Regions from separate parts of the Homo sapiens genome. Here region 2 is linked to region 1. The links are chromatin contacts, found by Hi-C or POLR2A ChIA-PET in ENCODE. All regions are on one chromosome and are shown on one strand. The core of a region is the stretch at or near the end of the contact, and the rest is flanking DNA. Distances in the headings are between cores, read along the strand shown. Region 1 has its middle 38 kb from the start of KU-MEL-3. Region 2 has its middle 180 kb from the start of LINC02533.

Region 1 (4,628 bases), core at 641-3,140:
TGATCCCAATCAGGGACTACAGGGGGAGCTGACCAAGAGCCACAGGAGGGGTTCCTAGCCCTGGCTGTGCCTCGGACTCAAAGGGAGGGGGCATCTTCAAAGTCTGGTCATCTCACCCTACTCAAACGCACTGAATCAGAATCTCTAGGCCTTAGACCAAGACATCCGTCTAATGAAAGGAAGCACAAAAAACCATCAAGAGAAACAACCTTTAACTCCCAAAGGAATTTATGACATATGGTTTTCTTTTAAAGCCACTAGACAAGGAAATGGACCGCAGTCAATAACAGATAAAGAACACCTTCAGAGATGTTTGTCACAGGGCTGTTTCTCACACCAACCCTCAATAAAGGCTGAGGACATAAAGGGTACCTTAAGCCTTGGAAAGAACTTTCTCCTCTGCAGCCAGCCTTGTGCTCATCTCATCAGAGCAAGCATAAGGACTAGACTAGGGGATGTTGGATGGCACGTGCTTTGGGCTTCTTCGCCTAGGCTTGTGGTGAGACCCAAATGAGTAAGGTCATGCACATAGCAGGTATCCAGTAAACATTAGTTGATTATTGTTATCATCATTACTTTTTTTTTTTTTTTTGAGACAGAGTCTCACTTTGTCACCCAGGCTGGAGTGCAGTGGCACAATCTCGGCTTACTGCAACCTCCACCTCCTGGGTTCAAGCAATTCTCTTGCCTCAGTCTCCCGAGTAGCTGGGACTACAGGCGCACACCACCACACCCAACTAATTTTTGTATCTTTAGTAGAGACGGGGTTTCACTGTGTTGGCCAGGCTGGTCTCTAACTCCTGACCTCGTGATCTGCCCACCTCAGCCTCCCAAAGTGCTGGGATTACAGGCGTCAGCCACCACGTCCGGCCAAAGCAACCTCGAATGGGGCCAGATACCCAACACATGCACGAGTTTTGCTCTGACCTTGGCCTGGAACACTTTGGAACAGCCTTTGTCTCCCACCCACATTTCTGATGACCCATCAGAAAGCTCAGCTAATTCCTCAGAATCTGTCATCAATAATCTCATAAGGTTCCCTTTCTTCGGAACATGGCCTATGACATCCTTTTTAAATGTTCTCAATTCCTGTGAAAGGCGGTTCTTGGCCCTATAATCCCAGCACATTGGGAGGCCTAGACAGGTGGATCACCTGAGGTCAGGAGTTCAAGACCAGCCTGGCCAACATGACAAAACCCCATCTCTACTAAAAATACAAAATACAAAAATTAGCTGGGCATGATGGCGGGTGCCTGTAATCCCAGATACTTGGGAGGCTGAGGTGGGAGAATCACTTGAACCCAGGAGGCAGAGGTTACAGTGAGCCGAGATCACGCCACTGCACTCCAGCCTGGGCAACAGAGTCAGAGTCCATCTCAAAGAAGAAAAACAAACAAACAACAACAACAAAATTGGGGAGGTTCTTCCCGGGAGTCATCTCTTTTCAAGTTTGTTATTCAAGAGAGTGTAAAGGTTGAGAGTTAAAACCATACAGATGTCATAAACTGCTGCCCAGACAGTAAGTGACAGTAAGCTCACACTTGCCACCAGGGCGGTAGCCAGCTTCTGATCACTCGTGAAATAAAAGCCAAAGGGCATCCCACGGGCAGGTTTCATTTGCTGAGGGTGTGAGGAATTGGCTCTATGGCTTTTATATAGACTCACAGGTACCAGTCAGTAGCAGAGGGCGCCTGTAGCCAGGACCAACACTTCAAAGTGTCCTCCTTGGTAGAGGCAGTGCCATTCTGGAGAATGAGGACATCTTTAGGACCTTAGGTGAGGTCTGAAAGCCCTGGACACTGCGGGACGCTAGGCAGCCAGGCACCCTTGGAACCGAAGCCGCCTGGGGAGGCAGGAAGCCGCAGCTCGTGCTGCTGTTGACGCCAAAGCCGCCTGTCCCCACCCCCTCTCGCTCCCGGGAGAACCGGGCAGAGGGAAAACCTGGAGAGATGGAGCTGGAGTTGAGGAAGGGAGCTTTGGCTAGACCCCGGATGGGCAGGAAGGGGAGAGAGAGAGAGACTAAAATTGAGTGCAGCATTGGTTTTAGAAATAACTTTAGGAATAACTGAAAACGCAAAGCTTGAATGTCATCTTGGGGTGTGAGATAGCAGCCACAGTCCCTTTTTAACTCTGCTTATAAATATGTTTAACTAAAATGGCTTTGACTACAGTAATGCCCACAGCCGGTCACAGGTCATAGCTGGAAAGACCAGCAGTGAAATCTCTTCTTTAAAGCCAACACATTTTCTCTGTTCCTAAAATGTTTTGCCTACCAAGCCCAGGGAGCCCCACAGAACACACCTCCTACGTGGAAACCAGATGCAAATTCTATGGTACAAGTGGTTCATCGGTACCTTTGGAAATCCTAGAACTAGAGACCTGTCAGCGGGATGTCAATCCTCAGGGAGATCTCAGAGCATTTCACTAGAAGCCGGTGTGGGGCAAGTCATGTCAAACATTTCTGATAAGGCTGTGATTTCTGTAAGGCTTGTTTTTTACATAAACATTTTTAAATCATATTTTTTCAGATAATAAAAGCAGTATATGCTTTCTATTTTTTAAAAAAGCACTAAAAACAATAAATAAATTAGATCAATGCACCCCTACCATGATCCCAATCCTTAGAGATAACCACTGTCAACTGTTTGATATGTACTTATCCACATTTTTCTCTGCATATATGCTATCTTACAAAAGCAGGATTTATATCTATGTACTCAGATTCTTAGTGACTCACATTACTAGGAAGGTGATCTTCAAAAGTAAATTAATTTTTAAAGTAATTTCAGTTTAACTTTGATGTTCACATATGAACGTGTCACTTTTTTAACTGAGCATTTCACTAGGAGAACTCAATATCATCATTTGATAGTGAGGCAGTATTGCGGTTCTCATACAAAAGATAGCAGGCAGTAATTATCAAATAATCTTAGTTATTTGTATAGTTAACAAAAATGATCTAATATTAAGCAATTATTGAGTCCATACTAACTTCTAGGTACTGTCATAAGCATTTTACTTACGTTAACTCTGAAGAACAACCTTATGAGAAAGGTAGTAATATCCTTTTTCAGGTGGAGAAAAAGAGGCTCAGATAAATTAAATAATGTTCCCAAGGTCACACAGCAAGTAATTGCTGCACAGATATTGAAATGTATTCAAAGCAACATCAATATATGTTCTATCCTGCTACCAACTGTTCAAGTCATCAGGTTATAGTTATGAAAACAAGCAGATAAATAAATCAACATGTTTAAAATTGTTTTGTGATTCAACTATGTATATTATGGAGTTCTTAGTGACAGTGATGAGTTTGTAGTCCATCCCCAGGTACTTACCACCAGTGTGACCCTCAGCAGATCTTTTAGCTGAAACACAGCTACAAACTGAAGATGCTGTCTATAATAACACTGGGCTCACGGAGCTAAAGTGAGGTTTAAAGAAGGCAATGTATATGAAATCTCCTTGAAAACTGTAAAGAACTATCTAATATGATGTTAAGGACATATTTATGTGGCAATTCCTCATTCAATTACAACAGGCTTTATAACTTCACATTTATAATAATTCCATCAGAATACAACAAATGCAGAATTTTTTTAACTAACTGAAAATAAAAGGCGGCTTTCCACACTACTCAAAGTCACGGCATATTCCCCGAGATCATGTCTGTAACCTCTCCCAGGCTCGGAAAACCTTGTTTTCCAGCCATACTTTTTCCCATTCTGATACTGAAGTGTTAGATTAATTTTTATTTTATCAACATAATAACACTCATATATTTTGTCAAATACTCAATACAAAAAAAAAAAGTTTCTGACCTAACTCCCCAATTTTCTTGCTGAATACTACCATTTTCCTTTCCTTCCTCTCTTTCTTCCAGTATTTACGTTCACATTTCAAAATGATACGTTTATTCTGCAACTTGTTGATTAATCTATTTTAGTGTATTATTGACTTCCTATTAGAAAGATAAGGATATTGTTTTCATAAACTACTTCTCCTCCTCCATTTTCCTCATACTCCAAAATGGGGTTACATCATAATCATGAGTCATGTGTTCCTGAGTCGGTATTAACATTGTTATGGTTATCTAATATTGTTTACCACTGAGACAAAGGGTAAACTATCACTACTATTTCCTCTCCTGTAAAAAGAAACCAAAAATGGCAAACAATAGAGATAACCAATGAAACCAAAGGCTGGCTCTTTGAGAAGATTAATAAAATCACAAAGACTCTAGACTGAGCAAGAAGACACAAATTACCAAAATCAGGAATGAAAGAGAGAACATCATCACAGATCCTACAAATATTAAAAGAACGATATAGGGAAGAATATACACACGTATATGCCAATGAATTTGAAAAATTGCATAAGTGGTCACATTGCTCAAAAGATACAGATTACCAAAACTGGCACAAGCAGAAATATAAAATATGATAAGGCTTTATATCTATTAAACAAATTCAATTGTAATTTAAAATCTTCTCACAATTATAAATCCAGGTCTTGATGGCTTCTCTTATGAATTCTAACAAATACCTAAGTAAGAAATAATACCTATCCTATACAAATATTTTTATAAAATAGGAATCAAGGAACATTTCCCATCCATTTTATGAGGC
Region 2 (4,339 bases), core at 1,298-3,797, 330 kb before region 1:
GATACATGAGCATCCAGGTTCACGAAGTTTAAAAGTTTCTAAATGTATTCAATTCAAAAAGTTTCACCCTGGGGCACATTATAGTAAAATTGTCAAAAGTTAAAGACAAAGAAAAATTCTAAAAACAGAAAGAGAAATGCATCAAGTCACATATAAGGAAATGCCCACTAGACTAACAGATTTCTTAGCGGAAACCTTATAGGCAGAGAGAGAATGGCATGATATAGTCACGCTGAAAGAGAAAAAGACTTACAACCAAGAATTCATACCCAGAAAAACTATCCTTCAAAAATGAAGGGAGAAATAAAGTCTTTTCCAGACAAACAAAAATGGAATTCATTACCACTAGACTGGTCTTACAAGAAACACTAGGGAGACCTATATCTGGAAGCAAAAGAATGATATCTACCATCATGAAAACACATGAATGTGTAAAACTCACTGGCAGAACAGAGACATAAAGAAGAAAGAAAAAGTAGTTAAAATGCATCACTACAGAAAACCACCAAAATGCAAAGATAAACAATAACAGAGGAAGAAAGAAACAAAAAATATGCAAAGGCATCAAAATACAAATAACAAACAGAGTAAGTACTCACATACCAATAATAACCTTTAATCTAAATAGATCACATTCTTCAATTAAAATATATAGACTGGCTGAATAAATTTTTAGAAAAATGAGACCCACCTCTCTGCTGCAAATCAGTAGTGATTCTATACATTAACAACGAGCTGGCTGAAAAAGAAATCAAGAAAGCAATCCAATTTATAATAGCAAAGAAAAAAATACTGAGAAATAAATTTAACCACAGTAGTGAAAGACTTCCACAAGAGAAACAATAAAATACTGATGAAAAAAATCGAACACGATAAAACAAAATAGAAGGACATTCCATGTTCATGGATTGAAATAATTAATATTGTTATAATGACCAGGCTACCCAAAACAATGTACAGATTCAATTCAATCCCTATCAAAATGCAATGACATTCATTACAGAAATAGAAAAAGTAATCCTAAAATTTGTTTGGAACCACAAAATACTCCAGGTAACCAAAGCAATCTGAGCAAAAAGAGCAAAGGTGGAGGGATCACACTACCTGACTTCAAAATATATGACAAAGTTATACTAACTGAAACAGCACAGTAATGAAATAAAAACAGACACGTAGACCAATGGTAAAGAATAGAGGACCCAGAAATAAATGCAAAACAATTGTTTGGTGGTCTATCTTTTAGCAGGTTGATGTAGGTATTATTGTTTTTAATAGATTTCTTACTGGAGTTATGAGTAGATTGCAGAACACAATTACAGTATTAGAGTATTCTGGGTTTGTCATGTACTCAATTTTACCAGTGGGTTTTATATATTTACACTTTTTTTTGTTTGTTTGTTTTTGCATGTTAGTATTTTTTTCTTTCAGTTTGAAGAGCTCTCTTTAGCATTTTTTGTCAGATGGGTCTGGTGACAAATTCTCACAGCTTTTGTTGTTTGGGAAAGACTTCTCTGCTTCATATTAGAAGGATAGCTCTGTTGGATATAGTATTCTTGGATGACAGTCTTTTTTTTCTTTCAGAAGTTTGAAAATGTCATTCTACCCCCTCCTGGCCTGTATGATTTCCATTGAAAGGTCTGTTGGCTGATCAATTGGAGCTCCTTTATATGTTATTTGCTTCTTTTCTCTTGCTGCTTTTAAGATTCTCTACTTATTTTTTATTCTTGAACATTTGATTAGGGGTAGAACATTTTATTCCAGGGGTAGTCTCATTTGAGTTGAATCTGCTTGGTGTTTTCTGACCTTTCTGTACCTGGTTATTTATTTTTCCTCAAGTGTTAAAAGTTTTCTGTTATTATGCCTTTGAATAAACCTTCTATCCCTTATTCTTACTCAACTCTGTTTTGATCACCAGTAATTCTTAGATTTTGTTTTTTAAGGTAATTTTTTATATCTTTTAGGTGATCTTTGTTTCTTTTCATTTTTTTCTTTTCTGTGCATTTTCAAAAAGCCTATCTTCAACTTAACTGATTCTTTCCTCTGCTTGATATCACCATTCTGCTGTTGAGAGCCTCTGTTGCATTTTTTAATTCAGCAAATGTATTTCTCAGTTCCATGATTTCTGTTTGATTTTTTAATTATTTCAATCTTTTTGTTACATTTCTCTGATAAATTTCTCAATTGCTTTTCTGTGTTATCTTAGAGATTTCTGAGTATTCTTAAAACTGCTATTTTCAGTTTTTGATCTGAGAGCATACATATTGCAGTTTCATTAGGGTCAGTTACTGGTTTATTGTTTTGTTCATTTGGGGAGGTCATGGTTCCCCATTTGCTGTTGTTTTTTGTAGATGTACATTTACATCTTTGCATTGAAGGATTATTTATTTCAGTCTTCTCTGCCTGGATTGTTTTGGGTTTTATTGGATAAGTTTTCCTAGAAATGCTTTGTAATTTAATTGTAGATTATCTTTTTTTTTCCCCAATGATGTTGTTGCCTCTTTTTTGGCACTAGATGGTGCCTTAAGCCCAGGGTTGCCTCAGTTGTAGTAAACAACCAGAGTGCTGCCCATTCCAAATGGGAGAGATCTCAAAGGGGACATCCTGGCAGTGTGGGAAGGCTGGCTAAGAGTTTATGCCCAGGGGACCTGTGGAACAAACCTTCCACAGTGTAGTGCTGCTGCACAGCCACACTAATTTGGCATTTCCTTTGGCCTAGTTACATAGTAAAGCTTCAGGGTCTGGGAATGGTAATACCCCCACCTTTGTCACTGGCTGTAATCAGGGTTATTTCTCCTTTCAGGCACTCCTGATGCTTCCCATGGGTTGAGACAGGGACTGTTGTAGTAGGGAGCCCAAGTTGGTAAAGAAGCTGGTTGTGCACCTCAGTCTCACTTTTTCCAGTGTAGAAACTGTGAGTCAGGGAGAAATTTTTCTCATGCTTGGTGCTGTGCCAGGCAGACTTGGAGGGAAGGGTGTCATGGATACGGTAGTCCTTTTACTATCTGCCCCGAGTGATTTCACAGCTCTGTTGCCCTGGGAACTGTCTCATTCTGATATTTGAGTTCTGGGATATTGCTGGCAATAATCTCAGTACTGTGTATTTGTTTTTGGTTTTTGTGGGGAGAGTGAAACCAGCTTGCTTTTACTCTGCCATTTTGAAATCAAAAGTCCTATTATACTATCTTGATTACTTTAGTAGTGTTATTAATCCAACTTTATTCTTTTTGTTCAAAAATTGTTTTAGCTATCCTAATTCCTTTTCCTTTTCACCTGAAATTTAGAATCAGCATGTGTACATATATGGCTGAACTTTTTATTGGAACTGCAGTAAATTTATAAATGTGTTTGGGGAAAATTTTCATTCTTACTATGTTGAGTTTTCCAATCAATGAACATTGTGTATCTCTGCTTTTATCTAGATCTTTGATTTCTTTGATTTCTTTCATCTGTGTTTCATAGTTTTCAGCATATAGATCCTGTGAACAATCATAAATGCTGTTTTTTTAACATTCAGTTTCAAATTATAATTCCTAGTATATAGAAATGATTGATTTTTATAAACAATTATTTTTCAGTAAAAATAAGTGACTTTTCTTTATAGACTGTTTCTGAAGGATTCTACTTTATGTTCATGGAAATTACACTCTTTTAATCCTGAGATTTTATGGATTGCTGAAGTATATAATTAAATTGTGTAGTCATTATAATATGTACAGGTGGCAGAAACAGGTTGGGAACAAACCCAATCAACTCTTGGTAAGCATACAAATAAAACAGGAAGAGCAAAAGTATATCAGTGTATCACAGTAGACTACTGGGCTATAGGGATTCAGCATGGTCATGAAAAAATAGAGTAAACAGAAGGTCAGTCAGTTAATCTGGAGAGTCAGCTAAGCGAAGGTCATTTAAGAGAGCTTCTACTGAAAGATCTACACAAAAGAGACAAGAAGGCAATAGAAAGGCCCAGTTCCTATGATTGCATTTAAACATAAAACTAATGCTATATCTTGAGAACATAAGAAACATATTTTATACTCGTCACAATATATCTACTGAAGGAGCACTTATAAAGAAGGAAAAATAGCTATTACAATCATGTTTTTGAAAAATAATGATGGTAGGAAAGATCATAATTATAATACTAAGTGAAAAAAATCTTAGGATACAAAAATGTTATGTACAATACAATATTACTCCCAATTATACAAAAAAGTATTTTTAGAAGAAAGACGAAAAATACATCGAAATGTTTATAATAATTATGTATGGCTGTTGGGATATGGTTGGCATTTATTTACTTGTTTTTGCTGTTTTTACATTTTTACAGCTTTTACAATGC

Evidence for each region. Hi-C counts contacts between places; a loop is a spot of excess contacts on that map. ChIA-PET counts read pairs that join two places held with the same protein, here RNA polymerase II (POLR2A). Pooled maps may share reads with other maps.
Region 2: a loop to region 1 is called in a pooled map, with 5 times the contacts of the local background. The contact joins two enhancer-like sites. A Hi-C loop is called at or near these places in 2 of 168 maps with a recorded cell type or tissue (mammary epithelial cell and sciatic nerve) and 3 of 50 pooled maps. POLR2A ChIA-PET finds 5 or more read pairs at or near these places in 2 of 52 experiments (A549 and A673).

The regions. Positions count from the first base shown.
Region 1 is chr6:4,645,886-4,650,513 of GRCh38, forward strand. No RefSeq gene overlaps it. Among named protein-coding and RNA genes, the nearest start is that of KU-MEL-3, 38 kb to the left of the region's middle. RefSeq lists an enhancer at 1,770-2,064 and a silencer at 1,770-2,064. Within about 2 kb of position 1,891, at least 11 of the 41 ENCODE cell types and tissues checked have a DNase peak (open chromatin) inside an H3K27ac peak, as active enhancers do.
Region 2 is chr6:4,310,609-4,314,947 of GRCh38, forward strand. No RefSeq gene overlaps it. Among named protein-coding and RNA genes, the nearest start is that of LINC02533, 180 kb to the right of the region's middle. Within about 2 kb of position 2,548, at least 16 of the 41 ENCODE cell types and tissues checked have a DNase peak (open chromatin) inside an H3K27ac peak, as active enhancers do.